Linked DNA regions of Homo sapiens: region 2 is linked to region 1. A link is an interaction called in ENCODE POLR2A ChIA-PET data of the cell type or tissue named here. Cell type or tissue: OCI-LY7. All regions are shown on one strand. Links, peaks and the distances in the headings refer to the core of each region. The heading gives the core; the rest is flanking DNA. Region 1 holds the start of LOC105377313 (a long non-coding RNA gene). Region 2 holds the start of LOC124900167 (a long non-coding RNA gene).

The links. Peaks named below come from ENCODE experiments on the same cell type or tissue, not always from the same donor. Only the 100,000 strongest peaks of a DNase experiment are listed, where the experiment ranks them.
Region 2: POLR2A ChIA-PET joins it to region 1 with 12 read pairs; 2 of 35 experiments call an interaction of 5 or more read pairs at or near these places.

What each region holds. Positions count from the first base shown.
Region 1 is chr4:83,304,744-83,316,512 of GRCh38, reverse strand. HPSE (heparanase) reads left to right here. Exons shown (of 12, transcript NM_001098540.3): 4 at 3,226-3,399; 5 at 5,623-5,791; 6 at 6,435-6,482; 7 at 7,018-7,111; 8 at 7,562-7,668; 9 at 10,196-10,310. LOC105377313 (a long non-coding RNA gene) reads right to left here and starts at 2,419. Exons shown (of 3, transcript XR_938944.2): 1 at 2,394-2,419; 2 at 1-65. RefSeq lists an enhancer at 1-436. In OCI-LY7, for the core only: no CTCF peak of the experiment used is centred there; no DNase peak of the experiment used is centred there.
Region 2 is chr4:83,195,147-83,206,915 of GRCh38, reverse strand. It overlaps LOC124900167 (a long non-coding RNA gene), which reads left to right and starts at 6,344. Exons shown (of 5, transcript XR_007058167.1): 1 at 6,344-6,385; 2 at 9,963-10,044. RefSeq lists an enhancer at 9,077-9,196. In OCI-LY7, for the core only: no CTCF peak of the experiment used is centred there; a DNase peak (open chromatin) is centred at 8,895.

The sequences.
Region 1 (11,769 bases), core at 1,445-9,444:
TGTGTCATCTTGGTTATCTTCATTCCAAGGATCTCTCCACTCTTTATACAGTAAGAGATGAGAGTCTGGAAAGGATTGGGAATAAGATAATGAATTGTAAGTTTTAAATTGTTCTTCGTATTTTGAGTAAGGAGTAGGCTAGGTGGTCCTTCTGTTTTTTTTGTTTTTTTTTTTTAAAGTAGATGTGGCCAGACGTGGTGGCTCACGCCTGTAATCCCAGCACTTTGAGAGGCTGAGGCAGGTGGATCACTTGATGTCAGGAGTTCAAGACTAGCCTGGCCAACACAGTGAAACCCCATCTTTACTAAAAATACAAAAACTAGCCGGGCTTGGTGGCGTCCACCTGTAGTCCCAGCTACTGCAGAGGTGGAGGCAGGAGAATCACTTGAACCCGGGAGGTGGAGGTTGCAGTGAGCCAAGATCATGCCATTGTACTCCAGCCTGGGCGACAGAACAATACTCTGTCTCAAAAAAAAAGAGAAAAGAAAAGAAAAAAAGAATGGATTTGAACTCAGTCGTCAATAGCCTCTATTCCAGGAGATGTTACAGTTGATTATGTTATAGGGGGTGTATAATAGAATTTCGAGCTATGTAAATTCCAAGTGCATTTGGAAGAATGAAGAAATGGAGGAAGGGTAAAGTATGAGTGCAAGCATTCCAGGTTTTTTGAAAATGCTATAATCTTTGTTCAGGGCTAGTACAAAGTGCTATTTAGCTGTAAGGGTTTTTTGTGATTTACAGACAGTTTTCACATGTGTCATTTCAACCTTGGTTTTATGGCGAAGGCATGTGATGGTGCTTGTCCCAGGACTTTAGATCCATATCTGAGGTTCCTGTCGGGCAAAGATATTACCCCTGTTCATATTATAGTCTATAAGTGGGAGAGTTGTGCCTGGAGCTCAAGTCTTATGATTTCTGATCCAGGGCACTTCCTACAACATGATTTTGCAATATAAAAGCCTATAATGTGTGACTAAAGCAGGTCACTCACCCCTTGTAACAGACTCTAGTAATGGTACTGCCACCAAACGGCTGCGTGATATTGGGCAAAGACTTACCTTATTTGAATCTCAGTTTCCTCCTAGAAAAATGAGGGTGGAGGTTAAGCATAGGCTGATGATCCTAAAGCCTCCATACTGCCTTAAACTGTGGCTCTAAGATCCAGTAGAATGCTGGGTCACAGGACTCTAGAGAGCTTTTCAAACCCAAATGTCTGTCATTCCTTGATGGTAGGCAGCAGTTTATGGAAGTGGGTGACACAGCAAATATCAAAATACCTAAAGCAGCTTGCAAGAGTTGTTTCTGCCTAGTGGTCTTTATAGTTAATATTAAATAGTTAATTTTTTTTTTTTTTTTTTTTGAGACAGAGTCTTGCTCTGTTACCCAGGCTGCAGTGCAGTGGCACAATCTCGGCTCACTGCAACCTCCACCTCCCGGGTTTGAGCAATTCTGTCTCAGCCTCCCAAGTAGCTGGGACTACAGGTGCATGCCACTGCACCCAGCTAATTTTTGTATTTTTAGTAGAGACGGGGTTTCACCATATTGGGCAGGCTGGTCTCGAACTCTTGACCTCAGGTGATCCACCTGCCTCAGCCTCCCAAAGTGCTGGGATTACAGGCATGAGCCACTGCACTCAGCTTAAATAGCTAATATTTAATATTATTCTATAGTTATTCAAGTAATTCAGGCCAAAGACTTAGAAACAAAACAAAAAGCCACTTTTAAGGAGAAAGGGTGTAAGTTTGCCAGATAGATAGAGATCTTTCTTTTTTAACTACAAGAGTTCAGGAATGAATTACTCTTTAACAAACGACTATAGATATACATGAAAATTGGAAGGACTTATTATGCATATGATAATCAATTTAAAGACAACACTTAAAATTATATTGTTGCCACTCTCAAAAAGTGGTAATAGAACAGCTAATGGTTTAAAAAGCAGAGTACAGAAGTTCCCAAACTTATGGCACCTTAATATCGCAGAAAACTTTTTAAAGCATGCCTAGGCCACAAAAAATACCTGTATTTTGATTATTAAATTGTAAGGTCTACACAACCTAATAGTAATAGGTCCAATAGTAATGCTGTCCAATAGATGTTGATGTTTTTTTCCTTGCAAACTTAAAAGATCCTACAGTGCCTCTGTAAATAGCACTGCCTGGTTAGAGTTGAATTTCAGATAAATAATTTTTTTCATGTTAATTATTTTTCTTTTCTTTACTTTTTTTTTTGTTTGTTTTTTTGTTTTTTTTTTTGAGACAGGATCTCATTCTGTTGCCCAGGCTGCTGTGCAATGGCATGATCATGGCTCACTGCAGCCTTGACCTCCCTGGGCTCAGGTGATCCTCCCACCTCAGCCTCCCAAGTAGCTAGCTGGGACTACAGGTGCTTACCATCATGCCCGGCTAATTTTTGTGTTTTTTGTAGAGATGTGGTTTTGCCATGTTGCCCAGGCTGGTCTTGAACTCCTGGGCTCAAGTGATCCGCCCGCCTCGGCCTCCCAAAGTGCTAGGATGACAGGCATGAGCCACTGCACCTGGCCCCTGTGCGAAGTATTTCTTAATGGTTACATAGGACATACACTAAACATTATTTATTGTCTATATGAAGTTCAAGTTTAACTAGGTGCCCTGCACTTTTAGTTGCTAAATCCTGTAGCTGTACCCATGCATTCACTGGTGCTCCCCAGCTTGCCTTGCACAGAGTTTGGAAACCATAGTCCTATAACTCTAGGCCAATTTTTTAATGTAAAATTTGATTCATTTTAAATTAATAAATCATAACAGGAATTTTTTTAAAAATTGTTTTAAATATAATTAAAATTATCAAAATATTTTTTAACTGAACTTGTGACTAGAGATATTTAGATTATGAAGAGTGGGGTTTATGCTAACTAATGACAGTCTGGCTATGCATGTGGAGCACTGAGCTATAAATTGTGGCTTCCCCAATTCTCCTGATGTCACTTGAACAAAACCTAAGTGTCAGACCAGAGCTTCTGGTATCTTCCATGGGATTTCATTCAACAGCTGGAGCAAATGAAGTCAGATTGATTTTTTTTAATTTGTCCAATTTTGTTGTCTCAAAAACATAATTATAATCATTTATTAGAACTAGAATTTCTTCAGTTTAACAACAGAAATAGTTATTCATTATGAAAAGCGAATCTGGAGGCCTTCATTGTGGTGCCAATCTAACCATTAAATTGTGACGTTTTTCTTTTAGGAAGCTCTGTAGATGTGCTATACACTTTTGCAAACTGCTCAGGACTGGACTTGATCTTTGGCCTAAATGCGTTATTAAGAACAGCAGATTTGCAGTGGAACAGTTCTAATGCTCAGTTGCTCCTGGACTACTGCTCTTCCAAGGGGTATAACATTTCTTGGGAACTAGGCAATGGTGAGTACCCCAGGGAACAATTCATTAATAAGGAGATCCCCCACTAGCATTATTTCTTTTCTTTTCTTTTTCTTTTTTTTTTTTTTTTTTTTGAGACAGAGTCTCGCACTGCTGCCCAGGCTGGAGTGCAGTGGCGCCACCTCGGCTCACTTGAAGCTCTGCCTCCCAAATTCACGCCATTCTCCTGCCTCAGCCTCCCGAGTAGCTGGGACTACAGGCACCCGCCACCGCGCCCAGCTAATTTTTTTTTTTTTTTTTTTTTTTTTTTTTTTGCATTTTTAGTAGAGACGGGGTTTCACCGTGTTAGCCAGGATGGTCTTGATCTCCTGACCTCGTGATCTGCCCTCCTCGGCCTCCCAAAGTGCTGGGATTACAGGCGTGAGCCACCAGGCCCGGCTAGCATTATTTCTTATGACACTTTTTTTTTTTTTTTTTTGAGACGGAGTCTCGCTCTGTCGCCCAGGCTGGAGTGCAGTGGCGCCATCTCGGCTCACTGCAAGCTCCACCTCCCAGGTTCACGCCATTCTCCTGCCTCAGCCTCCCGAGTAGCTGGGACTACACGCACCCGCCACCACGCCCGGCTAATTTTTTTGTATTTTTAGTAGAGACGGGGTTTCACCGTGTTAGCCAGGATGGTCTCTATCTCCTGACCCCATGATCTGCCCGCCTCGGCGTCCCAAAGTGGTGGGATTACAGGCGTGAGCCACTGCGCCCGGCCAACACTCTTTTTATTATTAGCAAATATACTTCTGCCTGGGCACATTCTTGCAAGTGCTCAACAATGCAACTTTTGGAAGTGCATGTGGCAGAAACTCCTACTGTATTTATTCCAGAACCTATTATTGCTAATCCCAGTTTATGTTACATTTGAAGTGAGAACCAGTTGGAGCCAGCAACGTTCCCAGCTCCAAAGTTCCCTTGAGATTTTCAGAATCACTTAACCCTATTATGCTTGGCAAGCTGGACTCAGCAAAACTGGGAAGTCAGCAGTTTGTTTTATTCATCCCTTCCTTTCTCATTTTCTCAAATGTGTCAGTTAATCTCAGTAACCCCATTGCAACCTTCATTACCTGCCCAAACGGTCTAGAACTTGCCAGTATAGAATCCTACGTGGGTCAAGCTCCTGACTGTCTCCTTCTTCACTCTTTTTTTGCAAAGAACTTGTAAATTTTAACTATAAGTATTCATGATTCGCCACATTTATTCAAAACATAGAGTGCTTTTTCCACATATCAGCCAATGGAAATAAGGATTAAATGGGAAATGAAATGTAGTAATAGGATAAGCACAAGTCTTCTTCCTGCTCAAACTTTTTTTTTTTTTTTTTTTTTTCAGACAAGATCTTGCTCTGTTACCCAGGCTGGAGTGCAGTGGCGTGTTCATAGCTCAATGTAACCTCCAACTCCTGGGCTCATGCAATCTCTCACACCTCAGCCCCCTGATTAGCTAGGACTACACTATGCCTAGCCAATTTTTTTTCTTTTGTCTGGTTGTGTTGCCCAGGCTTGTCTCGATCTCCTGGCCTCAAGTAATCCTCCTGCCTCGGCCTTCTAAAGTGCTGGGATTATAGGCATGAGCCACTGTGCCCGGTCTCAAACCTTTTTTTCCAAAGTAAATGAAGTTATTAGATATGGAATATAGTCTAGTTCCCAGATATCCATATCCATTGGTTTATTACCCTCATTATTAACTTCAAATTGTTTAATAGACCCTCATATCTCAGTTATACAGTTAAAATTTTTGTTTTGTTTTTCTGGAGTATCTTATTTATAACTTTGAGTTTTACTTTACTTATTTATTTTATTTTTTGAGACAGACGCTTGCTCTGTCACTCAGGCTGGAGTGCGGTTGCGTGATCATGGCTCACTATGGCCTCGACCTTCTGGGCTCAAGTGATCCTCTCCCTCAGCCTCCCAAGCTGAGACTACAGGCATGCACCACCACATCTAGCTAATTTTTTTTTTTCCCCATGGAACAGGGCTTTACTATGTTACCCAGAGTGGTCTCAAACTCCTGGCCTCAGGGGATCCTCCTGTCTCAGCCTACCAAAATGCTGGGATTACAGGCATGAGCCATAGCGCCAGACCTGGTTTTACTTTTCTTGACTTTGAATTACAAGTTTTTGTAATTTGGAAAATGTTTTGTTGCTTTTAAATACTGCTATATGTTTGCTTTTAAATACAACATTTCTCGATATATATTTTGAGAATTGCTGTCTTTCAGAACCTAACAGTTTCCTTAAGAAGGCTGATATTTTCATCAATGGGTCGCAGTTAGGAGAAGATTTTATTCAATTGCATAAACTTCTAAGAAAGTCCACCTTCAAAAATGCAAAACTCTATGGTCCTGATGTTGGTCAGCCTCGAAGAAAGACGGCTAAGATGCTGAAGAGGTAGGAACTAGAGGATGCAGAATCACTTTACTTTTCTTCTTTTTCCTTTTGAGACAGAGTCTCACTCTGTCAGCCAGACTGGAGTGCAGTGGTACAATCATGGCTCACTGCAACTTCGACCTCCCAGGCTCAAGCAATCCTCCCATCTCAGTCCCACAAATAGCTGGGACTACAGGTGCACATCACCACACCTGGCTACTTTAAAAAAATTTTTTTGTAGAGATGGGGTCTCCCTGTGTTGCCCAGGCTGGTCTCTTGAATTCCTGTGCTCAAGCCATCCTTCCACCTCAGCCTCCCAGAGTGCCAGGATTACAGGCATGAGCCACCACACCCAGCCACCACTTTTCTTAAAAAAAAAAAAGATTCTCTCTGGTAGACAATCCTCAATAGTCCACATGTTATTAAACAATCTGCTGCCTGAATACATGATTTACCAAAAAAAGGAAATTTTGACGGGTTCAGAATATCAAGGGATCTGAGGCAAATGTCACCTATGATAAAATTTGCTATCAAAATTAGGAAGTTTGTGTTTACCTGATCCTAAAGCAGTAACCAGCCCATTTCTAGGGAATAAAACTCTCATGCGTATATTGTGCATATATATGTATTATATGACTGAGTGATAATAAAATTTTTTTTCTAGCTTCCTGAAGGCTGGTGGAGAAGTGATTGATTCAGTTACATGGCATCAGTAAGTATGTCTCCTATTCTTAATACTAGGAAAGTAAGGCTAGCTTTATTTATTACCTAGTATTCAAAAAGTTAGTTCATTTAACTGCCAATTGACTGCAGTTCAAATAAGAAACAAATAGTGTCTCAAGTAGCACTGTACTCCAATTTTAATATTAATAAAAAAAATTTAAAGTTATTTTAAATAATGTAGTGGTTTCTATAAAGATCACTTTATACAGAAGAACAGTGCCAATTAACCCATGGAACATATAAGTAGCTAAAACCAATTGCTTGCCAAAGAACCAGTAACCCAGGAGTACATGTACTTGCCACTGTGTTTTTTCAAGACAGAGTAACTGATTTCTAGTTACTTGCATAGAATGGACTCCTCCTCATAACTCCCTTCCATCTTGGTCTTTCCCTAGTAGAACTTCTACCTTTTTTTAGTAACAGGTGAGTGGGAGAGGTAAGAAGGAGAATAAGGTCAGCAATTAACCTAAAAGCAGAAAGTAAAATTTGTTATTTTTTTTCTGAATATTTTCTGTGTAATTTAGCTACTATTTGAATGGACGGACTGCTACCAAGGAAGATTTTCTAAACCCTGATGTATTGGACATTTTTATTTCATCTGTGCAAAAAGTTTTCCAGGTAATAGTCTTTTTAAACTTTTTAATGTAAAACCAGAATCCTTATTTTATAGTCTAGCTAGTTCTAAATTCTATAGGTATGTATATTTACATGTTTTTCTAATTTTAGAGAACAAGCACTATGACTTATCCACTGTTAGTTTTCCCCTTAGCATTGGGTCTTACCCCATGTACGTGATTAGAAATTTGAAATATTTCCAATAGCCTTTAGTAGAATTAACTCACATAGATGATAAGAATGGGTTGGTTCACTTCATGTTCCTTCCACAGCCTACTATTTCAATAAAAGAAAGTTTCCCAAGACCTAAATGACTATGAACATATTTTATAACTATATAGGAGGGGTGGGTCTAGGAATACAAAGTTTTGAATGCTGTTAATCTTCAACACCACAGTTGAAACCACAGGTCAGCTTTTTTGCAATTACCATGGATACTTTTCTGTTCTATAGGTGGTTGAGAGCACCAGGCCTGGCAAGAAGGTCTGGTTAGGAGAAACAAGCTCTGCATATGGAGGCGGAGCGCCCTTGCTATCCGACACCTTTGCAGCTGGCTTTATGTGAGTGAAGCAGCGCTGGCCTTAGGGGTCAGAGTGCAGCTCTTCTCCATCCTTCTATTCTGCTGAAATAGCTCCCCAGCCAAAAAGCAGATCAAAGACCATTTCAGTGGCTGAGCCCCAAAATTCATGCCAGATTTTGCAAGAAAATGATTTACTAAAGCTTGAGGGACATCTTTAACAAGTGTTCCAAATTAATCACTATAAGGATGAATTGTTTCAGAAATTTTGGCCTTTAATTATGGCCCATAAATATGTCAAGTAGTCCTTACTCTAAAGAAGTACACTGTAAAAGAATGCATATAGCCGGATATGGTAGTTCCCTGTAATCCCAATACTTTGGGAGGCCAAGGTGGGAGGATTGCTTGAGCCCAGGAGTTTGAGGCTGCAGTGAGTTATGATGGTGCCACTGCACTCTAGACTGGGCAACAGAGTGAGACTGTCTTTTTTTTTCCCCTCTGTCACCCAGACTGGAGGGCAGTGGCACGATCTCACCTCACTGCAACCTCTGCCTCCCGGATTGAAGCGATTCTCCTGCCTCAGCGTCCTGAGTAGCTGGGACTACAGGAGTATCACCGCACTGGGCTAATTTTTGTATTTTTAGTAGAGACGGGGTTTTGACATGTTGCCCAGGCTGGTCTGAAACCCGTGAGCTCAAGTGATCTGCCTACCTCAGCCTTCCAAAATGCTGGGATTACGGACATGAGCCACCACGCCCGGCCACACCCTGTCTCTTAAAAAAAAAAAAAAATGCAAGTTAGAGCATATTACAGCTTTGTCTCTCAGGAGGATACTTAGTGTATGTAGCTATAATTCATAGATTCCCAAGAAGTTTAGAGCCTAAAGTATGAGGTCCCACCAGAGGGGCTATCATTAAATTTAAAGATTTGTTAAATCATCTCATTGTCCAACACCACAAACTTGATTGCTTTAAAATACTGGTTTAGTTACATTTAGTAACTCTATTAGTGCTTTTAATCTATACTGCTATATCCTCACATTGAGATTTTTTTTCTTTTCTCTTCCATCTTCATTCTTTTTTCTCTCATCCTCATTCTTATAAGCCTAGAATACATCACAAATCCTTTATGCCCATGGAAGCAAGAGGAATAAAGAATGGAGATGTTTGTTTTGCCATTAACTAAAGATCTGGGGTGTCGGGGAGAAGGGGGATAGAGAAGGAGAAGTGGGAAGAGGTGTCCATAATAGCTTAGGTGCAATTCTGCTTATTTTACATTTTACCCCCGCTGACTGCCACTTTTTCTTCAGCCCTCACACATTGTTTGTGCAGGGACCTCATAGGACCAGGAATTGTCTATAGAGGTGGGAATTTGTCTCACCCTGAAAGGGATACCTCTAGCATGGTAATAGTCTTCTAGGATTTGTTATCATATGGAAAGATGTAAAGGGAGGGATTCTGCTGCTGCTGCTGCTGCTGCATGCAGTTGCCATTTCATTTAAATGACTTATTTATAATTGATGACACTTTTCTGGCTTCCTGTTAATTCCTCCCTCAAAGATCAATAAACCAGAACCAGGCATGGTGGCATGCACTTGTGGTCCTGTAACCACCCAACAGGTTCACCTTGCCTGCTGTCTAGATAGAGCCAATTATCAAGACAGGGGAATTGCAAAGGAGAAAGAGTAATTTATGCAGAGCCAGCTGTGCAGGAGACCAGAGTTTTATTATTACTCAAATCAGTCTCCCCGAACATTCGAGGATCAGAGCTTTTAAGGATAATTTGGCCGGTAGGGGCTTAGGAAGTGGAGAGTGCTGGTTGGTCAGGTTGGAGATGGAATCACAGGGAGTGGAAGTGAGGTTTTCTTGCTGTCTTCTGTTCCTGGATGGGATGGCAGAACTGGTTGGGCCAGATTACCGGTCTGGGTGGTCTCAAATGATCCACCCAGTTCAGGGTCTGCAAGATATCTCAAGCACTGATCTTAGGTTTTACAACAGTGATGTTATCCCCAGGAACAATTTGGGGAGGTTCAGACTCTTGGAGCCAGAGGCTGCATTATCCCTAAACCGTAATCTCTAATGTTGTAGCTAATTTGTTAGTCCTGCAAAGGTAGACTTGTCCCCAGGCAAGAAGGGGGTCTTTTCAGAAAAGGGCTATTATCATTTTTGTTTCAGAGTCAAACCATGAACTGAATTTCTTCCCAAAGTTAGTTCAGCCTACACCCAGGAATGAAGAAGGACAGCTTAAAGGTTAGAAGCAAGATGGAGTCAATGAGGTCTGATCTCTTTCACTGTCATAATTTCCTCAGTTATAATTTTTGCAAAGGCGGTTTCAGTCCCAGCTACTTGGGAGGCTGAGACAGGAGGATTAATGGAGCCCAGGAGTTTGAGGTTGCAGAGAGCTATGATCACGCCACTGCACTCCAGCCTGGGTGACAGAGTGAGACCCTGTCTCTAAATAAATAAATAAGTAAATAAATAAATACATAAATAAAATCAAGATGGTGTGCAATTAGAATTGAGCGATTTTGTTTCCAAACCTCAAGAAAGCTTGGTCTTGCTCTGTCCCAGGTGGCTGGATAAATTGGGCCTGTCAGCCCGAATGGGAATAGAAGTGGTGATGAGGCAAGTATTCTTTGGAGCAGGAAACTACCATTTAGTGGATGAAAACTTCGATCCTTTACCTGTAAGTGACCATTATTTTCCTAATTCTAGTGGAGTAGATTAAAGTCAACTCAGGACCTCTGGTGTTAACCTCCTATGAACAGTCAGTCCTCTCAGTAACTAGCCAAATCATGAGATGATGAATTAGAAGGAGCCTTAGATAGCATCCAATCTAACATTTTTTTGTGTGTTTGAAGAGAAGAAATCAAGAGCTAGGAATAACTTTTTAAAGGTAAGCCATTTGCAGTATAGTGTGGATTTTGTTTAAAAGGGGATAATTTGAAATTTTATGACTCATTATACAAGACAAAATAAGTTGGATTTTCAAATGTTTTACAAAGTAAATCAAAGTTATAATTGCCTACAGTACGCAAAGCTTCAAAACATTTTTTATGTTATGAAATTGTAATTTATTTAACCTTAAAATGAGCCAGTACCATGTGTTTGCTTAAAAATCTCATGCTAAGAATTTACTATGTTGTTAATAATCTTCAAGATATTTATGAATAAAGTCTTATTTCTAATCCTTCCTCCAACTGTATCTGGTGCTAAATCAGGAAATGTTTCTTCCCAAAAAGCCTCGTGGAAGATCTGTATGTCTAAATATATGTCAGGGATAATACAGATGTAGCCCTGAGAAGCATGACCTTGATTTTTATAGTCTAAAATGTCATTTGCAGATATATATTTTCTAAGAATAATTCCTAAAAGAATTATTTGAATGTTGTAGGAAAGCTAAGAAATTTTGCAAAGAGCGTACGTGAAAATATAAGCTAGGCTTTTGTGGTTTGTGGATAGACTTCCCAACAAAATTGCTTTTTATCTATAGTGATCCAAGCTTGTGGAACATATTAGTCATCTTTTTTTAGAAAATTCTTAGAAAAGTGATCTTGCAAAAATGGAATTTATCTTTCCCCAAGTATATTCTGTCATGTATAGAGTTAAACTAAGCATAGTAATTTCACCAGACAAACATTCAAAATCTACTCCTGACCTTTTTATCTCATCCAAATTTTCCCAGGGCCCAGACATAAACCTTTGCCTTACGAACTCTTTGTATATGCACTAAATATGCTTCTCCTTCAAGGTTCTCAGTCAGCTAGAAAAATGTGCAAGAGTAAATGGTACCCTTCTCACTTGTAGATCCAAGAGAATTAGACTTAAACTCACTCTACATGTCTGTGACTTTATTTTATTTGCATGACAGTCCTGTGAGGTGGCAAGGCAGGTATCTTGGATCCATTTTTTAGATAAGGAAGTTCAAATTGAGAAGAGGTTGCATGATTTACAGGAAGCCATACTGTAGTCCTATGTTACTCTTAAAAATCCCATTCAAATCCTGCTTCTGAGGCCTGCATACTTTCTACCCTACCAGTCATTGACCCATGCTTATGTCTCCTTTGAAAACATTGATTCCACTCTTGTCTCCAGTGAAAAAGTGGAATTTAAGCAGAGAAACAAAAGCCATTTGTCTTGTTAAG
Region 2 (11,769 bases), core at 1,366-9,365, 110 kb after region 1:
GAACAAGCCTTTGTCGTAAATACAAGAGGAAATGTGGAAAGAAAATAAGTGAATTAAAGATAGGGTGTTTCTTTCCCGTGGTTCATTACTCCAGGTGGACAAGGAGGAGGTCAGGGAGACACCCGCTGTAGTAGGGATATAGGAAGAGTTATTTCTTACACATTTAGTGTGATCGGATGTTGCACCATTGATATTGAGCCACAGAAAAAGGTGAGCATCAGGGACAGCACAAGTTAGGCCAGAGGCATTGGTTGAGGGAGAGGCTGTAAAACGAGCCGGTTGCAGAAATGCTCCGTTTGCTTCAGATGATACTTGGTAGTCAACCCTGTTAGTCTGAATGGTCAGAGGGGTGTTTAACAAGGAAAGTGCAGTTGCATTGATTAGAAGTTAAGGAACCTACAGGGAAATTTCACTCAGAGGCTGAAAAACAAAGTGAGCCTTCTTGTAAAAGAGCGGTGGGGCCAGGGGTGGTGGCTCATGCCTGTAATCCCAGCACTTTGGGAGGACGAGGCAAGTGGATCACGAGGTCAGTAGTTCAAGACCAGCCTGGCCAGCATGGTGAAACCTCATCTCTCTCTACTAAAAATACAAAAAATTAGCCGGGCATGGTGGCACGCACCTGTAGTCCCAGCTACTTGAGAGGCTGAGGCAGGAGAATTGCTTGAACCCAGCAGGTGGAGGTTGCAGTGAGCCAAGATCGTGCCACTACACTCCAGCCTGAGTGACAGAGTGAGACTCCGTCTCAAAAAAAAAAAAAAAAAGAGGGTATGTTTAGTTTTGGGCCCTTCAATGGGGGCCTTGGGCTTAAGGCATTGTAGGGAGTTATAATAGGTTTGAAATAATTTGTTGGCCTGATTGGCCTTGGAAGTGAGATAATCACTGACCAGGGAGACAGCTCTATCGAAAAAGGAAGCTCCTTTTTGGAGTTTATAAATTAGAGTTATGTTTCCTGTTAAAAGGTCATGAAGGGGTGTAGGAAGGGCTGTGTAAGCTGAGGAAGACAGCGATAAGCACATCCAGCACTCTGGAGCAAAGGAAGAGTTAGGTTGCTGCAGGAGGAATTGTGTAAGGTTTATAGAGCATTCTAGTTTGAGAGCAGTGAGGAGTGGTTGTATTGGTGAGGTTGATGTGATTAGGGAATTTATATTGAAAGAAAGAAGCAAAAAGAGAGAAAAGTTATTTGGGTAGGAGTAAAGTCCTGGAAAGTTCTTTGAAGCCATAGGTCCCATAGAACAGTAAGGAGCTGATCAGGATGTATAATGGGAGCTTTGTAAGGGTACCAATGAAGGTCTGTAACAAGGTTGATTAGGAAGAGATGAAAGTTTGGGAAAGAGACATAAGCGGCTTATGTGGATTTCTCCTCCTTTTCCTCTGGGATTTGGGTGAGGCAAAGAGAAGTGGGTCCTGTGGAGACACAAGAGAAGGCTGAAGGGGTTTTAGATTTGGTTGTTTGGGTATGTGGATGAAGGCAAGTCTGTTTTCTTGAGAGAAGTATAATGAAACCACTGGGGAGTCTCTGGAGTTTTGCTGCCATGGGTGTAGTAAGGATGATCTGGTAAGGTCCCTTCCATTTAGGTGTGAGGGGGCAGTTGGGGGTAGGACTGGGATCTTTTACCAGAACCCAGTCTCCTGGCTGTAGGAAGGGATTAGAGGAGTCAGCGACAGGTTGTGGCAGGTATTTGTCAGCATATTCCAAAATGAAATGGCGATAGTATGTAGAAGAGGGGAAACGAGAGGGATTGGTAGAGGTGGGGCTTGACCCTGAGGTGGAGCAAAAGGGGTTAGTTGTCTCCCATATACGAGTTTAAAAGGGCTGAGCATTAAAGGTTTATGTGGTAGTGCCCAAATTTTTAGAAGGGCTAAAGGCAAAAGTGTAACCCAGTCTTTATGTGTTTGGAGTGAGTACCTGGTGAGGGTGCTTTTTAGAATGCCATCCATTTTTTCAACCTTTCCTGAAGATTGAGGTCGATAGGGGATGTGTAGCTTCCGGGTGATTTTTAGGGCTTGTGCAAGTGTTTGAGTAATCTGAGAAATGAATTCAGGACCATTATCAGATTGAAAAGAAAGAGGCACCCTGAGCCTGGGGATGATTCCTGTTATTAATTTGGAGGTGACAGTAGAAGCTCATTTGTGGGTTGGGGGAAAAGCCTCAACCCATCCTGAAAAGGTATCAACCAGAACTAAAAGAAATTGAACCCTTTTTACTGGGGGCATATGGGTAAAATCAATTTGCCAATCCTGTCCTGGAAGATTTCCCCTGGTTTGATGTGTTGGGAAAGAAGGTGATCTAGTGTTGGAGTGAGGTGAATCTTTTTGGCAAATAGAGCATTGATGGGAAATGGCTTTTAACTGTTCCTTTATATCTGGGGTTATGTGTATATGGGAACTTAAGAAATGTTGTAGAGAGGGAATGGCTAGTGTGGAAGAGGTTGTGAATGTTCCATAGAAGAGTTGTTTTTTCAGGGTCAGGTAGGACTAATTTGTTTTGTATGAACCAATATGGGGTTTGAATTGTGCCCCCGCCATGATTAGTTGTTGTGTTTGGTGTTCTGGACAAAAGGAGGGGATATGTTGTATGAGGGGAAATAGGTACTGGGGAATTGGGTCATTGGTTGAGGTGTGTTTTGCCCAGTAGTCAGCCTCATGGTTCCCTAAAGAAATGTGGCTTTTGTCTGATTCATGTCCTTTGCAAAGGATAACCGCAACGTTTTCTAGAAGTAGAGTTGCCTTTAATAGATGATGAATGAGTTTTCCATTAATGATAGGGGTTCCCTTACCTGTGAGATAGCCCTGCTCACTCCAAATTTGGACATTGGAGTGGATGATATTGTAGGCATATTTAGAATCAGTGTATATTTTAACTTGTGTGTTTTTTGCTAGGGTTAGTGCTCTTATTAGCACTAATTCTGCTTGTTGGGGGATGTGTCCAAAGGCAAGGGGGCAGCCTCTGTGACTCTTCTAGGTGGGAGAAAGTGGGTACCATCATGATATCCTTCAATGATGGCGTATCCCTGTTGGAGGGGATAGATTTTTGATGCACTGCCATTCAAAAACCACTCTGGGGCTCCTTTCTTGTGAGTGGAAGTAAGGTGGTGAAACATGGTGAGGGAACTTTCAATTAAATCAGAGCATGAGTGTTACTCAGGGTCCAAAATTGGTGTTGAAGGTAAAAGAGGGGCGGGATTATGAGGAGAGCATCTATGAAGAGAGATAGAGGGTTGAAGGAGGGTTGAATGTAGGACTTGCGTGTGAGAGGATGAGATGGAGGTGAGTGCCTTATGGCTGAGTGTATCTTGTAGATTGTGAGAAGAAAATATCTGAAAGGGTTCGTAGAATGTGAGTTTTTGTGCCTCAGAGATAATTAAAGAGGCTGTGGACAAAATTTTCAAGCAAAGGGGCCAGTTTTTATAAATGGGGTCTAGTTGTTTTGAAAAATATGCCACTTGGCTTGGGAGTCTCCCATGGATTGGGCTGATAGTCCAAGGGCCTGATAATGTGAACTGTGTAAATATAGATGAAAAGGTCTTAGGGGATTTGGAAGGCCTACAGCAGGGGCCTGTAATAAGGCATGTTTTAGGCAAGAGAAAGCATGATAAAGGTCTGGGGTGGGAGTGAGTGGTTGGTCAAGATTTCCTTTTTACATATAATAAATGTACATAGCATTTATTATATGACAGACACTGTGGAAAAAACCACAGTGAGTAATGCATATAGGTATTGGCCCCATGTGGGGTATCATGACAAACCTGCCATTGGCATATCTGGTCTTCATACCTACCATTCTAAGATGTTTTGTGGGTTTGCTTGCGTGAGGGAATCTGGCCATGCCCAGAAAAGACACACCATAGCTGATGGGGGCCGGAAGGGTCTTGATTACCTTGCAGATGCTAAATAAACCCACTAATCCAAGGAAGGAAAGTAAGTCCCTTTTTGTTTTAGGAAATGGGATTTGTTGAACACCTTGCTTTCATGCCGGCAGCATTTCTTGGGTATTTGGAGTTATGATCAGTCCTAAGTATGAAACTTTTGGAGATGTTAATTGGGCCTTCCTTTTGTATACCCAGTACCTGCATTCAGCCAAAAAATTTAAAAGCTTGATGATATGTTGAATACAACTAGAGAGGGGCTGCAAGAGACAGACCTTGTCTCAAAAACAAAACAAAACAAAAAACCTAAATCATTCTTCCTAAAGGTCACATTATATTCCATACAATGTGGATGTATCACAGTTTGTTCATTCATTTCCTTTGATGGACATTCACTGTTTCTAGCTCTTTGCCGCTATGGACAATGCTATAACAAATATGTTTGCATGTATGTTTGTGCCAGTGAGATAGATTTCTGAGAGTGGAGTTGTTGAGTCGACAGGTGTATGCATTTTATTTTTCAGAGAACTTTTGTTTACTTAACAAGAATGTACATAGCATTTATTATATGACAGACAGTGTTTTCAGCATTTCTCAAATATTAACTCATTTATTAATCCACATTGCCTTCCAAAACAAGCCATAACACTTTATGTTTCCACCAATAGGTATGATGACATTTTTCTCATATCCCACTAGCAGGTAACAGTATGATTCCTTTTAACTTTTGCCAATCAGATGGATACCAAGTACAGGTTGAGGTCCCTTACCCAAAATGCTTGGAGCCAAAAGTGTTTCAGATTTTGTTTTGGAATATTTGCATTACCCTCTGGGCATCATGTGGGCCTTCTAGACATTTTCAACAATATCTTTATGCCACAAGAGAGAGAATAAGCAGAAAAAACTACAGTGAGTAATGCATATAGGTATTGGCCCCATGTGGGGTATCATGACAAACCTGCCATTGGCATATCTGGTCTTCATACCTACCATTCTAAGACCTTTTGTGGGTTTGCTTGCGTGAGGGAATCTGGCCATGCACAGAAAAGATACATCATAGCTGATGGGGGCCGGGAGGGTCTTGATTACCTTGCAGATGCTAAATAAACCGTGCAGTTGACATCTGCGTTTTGACTGAGATCTGTCACATGAGGTCAGTGTGGAATTTCCCATTTAGAGTGTCATGTCCACACTCAAAGTTTCTGATTTTGGAGCATTTCAGATTTTCAGATTAGAAATGCTTAACCTGTAATATCTTACTGTTACTGTAGCCTGTATTTCCCTAACTCTAGTGAATTTAAGTGTCTTTTCATATGTTTGTGGGTCTTTGGATTTATTTTTCTCTATCCCCTTGCAATTCATATTGGTTGCACATTTTCTGTTGGGTTTTTGGTCATTTTTCTTGTCAATTTGTAAGAGCTCTTCATCTGTTTTTTAAAAATCAACCCCTTTTCTATCATATGCTTTATTATTATTTTCAAATCTACTGTTATTGACTTTGTTTATGATTGGTTTTGTCTTAAATTTAAAAAATTTTTTATATAATCAAACATGGCTACCTTTACTTTATCGCTTGTAGGTTTCTATTGATCATGTAGTTACCTAGATTTCTTGCCTAGAGTTTTAAAATTTATATCTAAGCCTTTTATTCATCTGCAGTGTATTTTCATATGTAGTATAAGACAGAGTCTTTTTAAATTTTCTTCCAGAAAGTAGTCAGTTGTTAATTAAATGGCCCATTTCTTTCCTCCTGAATTAAATTACCACATTTGTCTACGTGAACATCTCCTCAGAATCTAACTCTATATCCATACTTGTAGAGGTTTGATTATTGTGGCTTTAGTTTCCGATTATCTGGTAGGGCAAATCTCCCTTATTGTTTTTCTTTCTCATAGTTTTCTTAACTAAGAGTTTTTCCCCTATATTTTCTGTTACTTACTTGTTAGAACTATTCCTAAAGAATGTATAGTTTATGTCAACATTATATATGCATAAATATGTTCCCATTCTTATTTTTAGTTGGTTCCTATTAAGGTAGAAAAAAAGCTATTGTGGGCTGGGAGCAGTGGCTCACACCTATAATCCTAGCACTTTGGGGGGCCAAGGCGGGAGGGTCACTTGCAATCAGGAGTTAGAGACCAGCCTGGCCAACATGGTGAAACCCTGTCTCTACTAAAAATACAAAAATTAGCTGGGCATGGTGGCACGCACGTGTAATCCCAGCTACTCGAGTAGCCACTGGTACCCATGCCACTGTACTCCAGCCTGGGGACAGAGCGAGACTCTGTCTCAAAAAAATAAAAAAGAAGGCAAAACAATTACAAGACATATTAAGAGAGTGTGATAAGATATAGGATGCTACATAGATACACAAAAAACAATAGCTTTTTTCTTTTTCTTTTTTTTTTTTTTGTCACCTAGGCTGGAGTACAGTGGCGCAATCTCGGCTCACTGCAACCTCTGCCTCCCGGGTTCAAGTGATTCTCATGCTTCAGCCTCCTGAGTAGCTGGGACTACAGGTGTGTGCCATCACGCTCAGCTAATTTTTTATATTTTTGGTAGAGACGAGTTTCACTATATTGACCAGGTTTGTCTCAAACTTCTGGCCTCAAGAGATCCTCCTGCCTTGGCCTCCCAAAGTTCTGGGATTACAGGCATGAGCCATCACGCCCAGCCTGTTTTGCCTTCTTAATTATCTTGAGTTTTCTAAATATGCAACCATATCAAAAGACATGTTTTTATTTTTTCTTTTCTGATATTTATACTTACTAGTTAACTTTTTTTCTTCTTGCATTTGCTAAAATATCTAAAATAATATTAAATAATAATGATGGTGCAGGTATCTATCTGTTTCTTGACTAAAATGCTTTCAGTAGTGTCTCTATATAAGATAATATTTGCTATTGGTTTCTGGTAGTTTTTGTCAGTTTAAATTTTTTCATGCCTACTTAGAATTTTTATTAGGAATGGCTGCTGAATTTTATCAATTATCATTTGAACAGCTGCTGATGTTTTTCTTCTGTAGTTTATCAGTGTAATGGATTAGGTTACTGGGATTTGGATATTGAACCACTCTTGCAGTTGTGGAATAAACCTTGCTGTTCATTGTATTTTACTCTTGATATAATGAAGACCTATATAAGCTAATATTTTATTTATAATTTGTATTTCTAAATCATAAGTGAAATTAGTCTATAATTATAATTGTAATTAACAAATATTACTCTATCCTTTTTTCTTTCTTATGTTTTGATATTAAAATTGTATTGGCTTCAAAATGTGAATTTAAAAGATTTTTATATGGCTTGGAGTAGCTAAACCTGCATTCCTAATCAGCATCTAGGTGGTATTAATACTACAGTCCTCGGACACACTTTGAGTAGCAAGGGTTTAAATAATTTAACATTGGGCCGGGTGCAGTGGCTCATGCCTTTAGTCCCAGCTACTTGGAAGGCTGAGACAGGAAGAACAGTTGAGGTCAGAGTTTGAGACTGTAGCGTGCAGTGATCATGCCTGTGAATAGCCACCGCACTCCAGCCTAGGCAACATAGCCAGACCCTGTCTCTTAAAAAAAAATCACTTAACATTGGAATTATCAGACCTTTAGAGGTAAATTATCAGAACTTTAGAGCTTAGCTGAAACTCAGCTACATATGTACAACTATTATATATCAATTTTAAAACCAAAAAATGTACAACTATTATATATCAGTTAAAAAAGGAAAAACAAACTCAACTCTAAGGCCATCTGGCCCTAAGGTCTTTTCAATAGTAAACGTCCAAGCACTTTACCATTACTTCTGTAATAATTGGTCCATTCATGTAATAATTTGTCCATTCACATTTTTCCTCTCTTCTTGGATGAATTTAAATAGTCTGTATTTTGCAAAAAAAAATCATACGTTTCCTATAGCTTTTCATATTCACTGTCATAGCATTGGCTGTGGTGACTCTCTTGAATCTTTTAATCGACTTCAGCTTCCTAATCTCTTTTTTTCTTTTTTCCCTCTTCAAACTTGTAAGCTGTTTATTTTATTAGTCTATCCAATAAACATTTGGAGTTATTTTCAGTAGATTTCACATATTTTCCCTCCTACTGTTCTTTATTCTTTCTTTTTTCTAAATCATTAATTCTAAATTTGACTTTTGTCAATGTCAATTTCCTGATTTCTGTTTCTAAATTTTTTTTTTTTTTTTTTTTGAGACAGAGTCTCACTCTGTCACCCAGGTTGGAGTGCAGTGGCACGATCTTGGCTCACTACAAGCTCCACCTACTGGGTTCACGCCATTCTCCTGCCTTAGCCTCCTGAGTAGCTGGGACTACAGGCACCCGCCACCATGCCCAGCTAATTTTTTTTTTTTTTGTATTTTTTTTAGTAGATACGGGGTTTCACCGTGTTAGCCAGGATGGTCTCGATCTCCTGACCTTATGATCTGTCCGACTCGGACTCCCAAAGTGCTGGGATTACAGGCATGAGCCACTGCGCCCAGCCTCTTTCTAAATTTTTGAGAGGAATAGTTAGTTCCTTTATTTTTTGGCTTTATTTTTCAGTTGCAAGGCATTTGAGAACTCCAAATATTCTCTGAGTACCATTCTCAGGGTCCTGTCTGGTGCAATAGAAAGTAATTTCCTTTTCATTGGTTTCTAGATACTTTGCGAGTCCTCTTTTACTTCCTTTTTGATCCAAGACTTATCTAAGAGTTTGCTCTTTAATTTCTAAATACATAAAGTTTTTTAGGTCATTTTTATCATGTATGTGAAATTTTTCAGTTTTTGATTTGAGAATATGACCTATAAATTATGTTGTTGTTGTTGTTAAAGCTTTCGTTGTGACCAAGCATATCAAAATTGGCTGCACTTAGGATTTTTCAGCTACATAAGCCAAGAAACTTCCTTATTGCTTAATACTCTGTGACTTGCATTAGAAAGAGTCCTGATTGATACAACTGTTGGCTGGTGTGTCAGGCCAGAAGTGCGGGAACCGTCTTCTTCCCTCTTCCTTACTGTGCACAGCAGGTGTGGCAAGTCGGCACATTCTACTTCCTCAATTTCTTTTCACCCTGGTTCCTTTTTTCACTCCTCTAATTCGAAGGGAGGGGCAGGAGAGAGGGTAGGAGAATGAATATTTGTTGAGTACCTGTTAAATTCTTATAGACTGTGCTATGACTTGTGAACTTTTTAACCCTGACAACAACCCCATGAGAAATCTAAAGCCCAGAAACAGTGAATAGCTAGTTCAAGGTCACACAGTGAGTGGTGATACCAACTCCAGAGGCCGCATTTAACGCCACAGTGCCATACTGTCTAGACAAATGTTTGCTGAATGGCTGATACCTATAAAGGCAATGCCTACTGAACTTGCTCCAGTCAACGCCCTACATGGCATTGGCCTACTCAGTCTTTTCCGAAGACAGCAATGACCCTAAAGCAGTCTAATCATTGTCAGGAGTCACACACACACATCTGTCCTCTCCCGTTTTTCTCAGGGAGTCTGTCGTCAACCACTAAATCTACCTATTCTCTGCCCAAAGCTTGCTGAGCCTGTTTGCAGAGAAAGGAGTCACACTAGCCAGGTTAGGGCCATGCCAATGGCCTGGAGATTTTCCCAGCATTAATTCACAGACACACACACACACACACACACACACACACACACACACACACACACACACACAATCTAGTCTACCAATCTGACTCCTTAAAAATCTAGCTGTCTACTGAGTCTTTCCTGAATGGCCCTGTAAAAATATTTCTACCCCCATTCCTGGGCTCCTTACAATGTCCACTAGAATGTTTATTGTTTGTTCCTCAAATCTGCTGAGCTCACGCTGGGATGGTGGCCCTAGACCCAGAGGCTTCTCCCCACACAGCCAGCACCTGTTCTTCCTTTGGGTCTCGCTCAGCTTCAGGGGCCTTTTCTGCCCATCCCACCTGACATAGGCCCCACTTCCTTCCACCAACTTATTCAGAATCTCAGCCTGTTGATGGCTTCCTTTGAAGCCTTTAGAACAACATGCAACTATTTGTTTCACTTGTGTGCTTACTGCAGGTTTGTTTGTATTCAAATATATCTGTCTTGTGTCTTTCTCCTTTAGTGGAATGGAATCAAATGGGCATCTTGAGAGCAGGAAACCTCCTTGTTGCCATTGTATCCCTAGAGCCTCACATAGGCTTCAGGTGTGTATATAGTAGGTGTTCAATATATATTTGTTGAATTAATGAAAAAAAGAATCTGAGACTTTGAACCTGAAGAGCTGATTTTATCCCTGTCACTGATGATCTGGTGGGTCCCTTTTAAGCTGCGTGATTGGAACAAATGGGTGAAATCCCCAAACTCTGGATCCGTCTCCATTTAATAGACTTTGGTTTGTCTCTGAATGATTTTTATATTCTTTTCCTATTTTGTGTGGCTGGCTTAGACCACAGTTCTAAAGGCATTTTATTTTATTTTATTTTATTTTATTTGTTTATTTATTTATTTATTTTTGAGACAGAGTCACTCTGTTGCCCACACTGGAGTGCGATAGCACAATCTCACCTCACTGCAGCATTGACCTCCTAAGCTCAAGTAATCCTCCTGCCTCAGCCTCCTGAGTAGCTGGGACCACAGGCACGCACCACTACACCTGGCTAATTTAAACAATTTTTTTTGTAGATACAGGGTCTCACCACGTTGGTCTTGAACTGTTGGCCTCAAGCAATGCTCTCGCCTTAGCTTTCCAAAGTGCTAGGATTACAGGCTTGAGCTACCAAGCTCAGCCTTTGAAGGCTTTTTTTTTTTTTTTTTTTTTTTTTTTTTGAGACGGAGTCTCGCTCAGTCGGCCAGGCTGGAGTGCAGTGGCACGATCTTGGCTTACTGCAAGCTCCGCCTACCGGGTTCACGCCATTCTCCTGCCTCAGCCTCCGGAATAACTGAGACTACAGGCGCTGGCCACCGCGCAGGGCTAATTTTTTGTATTTTTAGTAGAGGCAGCGTTTCATTGTGTTAGCCAGGATGGTCTCAATCTCCTGACCTCGTGATCTGCTTGCCTCAGCCTCCCGAAGTGCTGGGATTACAGGCGTGAGCCACCGCATCCAGCCTCTGAAGGCATTTTAAATGTCATCCCATGGAATCCTAAGTTTCTCTTATGCCTTTGGTTTGGCCTAAATGATATGACTCCGATGAGTGGGGGAACACCAGAGCTCTTGTCTCACGTTGAATTAGATAAAACAACCAGACACCCGTGGAGTGGTTTTAAGGAGCAGAGAGTTTAACAGGCAAGAAAGGAAGAAAAGAAAGGAAGAAGGTGGAAGGAAGAAGCTCCCACGTACAGAGACAGAGGGGGGGGGGGGCTCCAAAGCCGAAAGAGGAGACCCCAAGTGGGGTGGAAACCAGCCAGGTGTATGTAGAGGCTGGAGGAGGTGGTGTCTGATTTGCATAGGGCTCAGGGGATTGGTTTCACCAGGCATGTCATTCATGTAGCCCAGAAGAAACTGGCCCTTCCACCCTAGCCTTTTAACATGCAAATGCAGGGAACCCTGATGTTCTACACACATGGGGATATATGGGGGCCGCCATGTTGCCAGGCACATGTTCGGGCAAGAGCAAGGAGAAGAGGGCGGGAATGGCCATGTTTGGGTGGACCCAGATTCTAATGGCCTCCATTTGCATATCAAAGGTTGCTGGCCTGGCTTTCCAGCTAGACAAGAAATGTTTCTGACTTTAAAAACAAAAACTTCCCAAGGACCCCTTTTCATCTCTATCTGCCTAAAATAATTTCTTAATAACTCCTACCACATTAACTCTAAAGTTGTGACAATGGCAAAGCCCCATCCCTCTCCTTCAAAGGGCTGGTGTTCAGCTGGGGAAGGAGACAGATGAGCTATCCCACCCTGGAGGAGAGGGGTAACCAGGAGATGGTG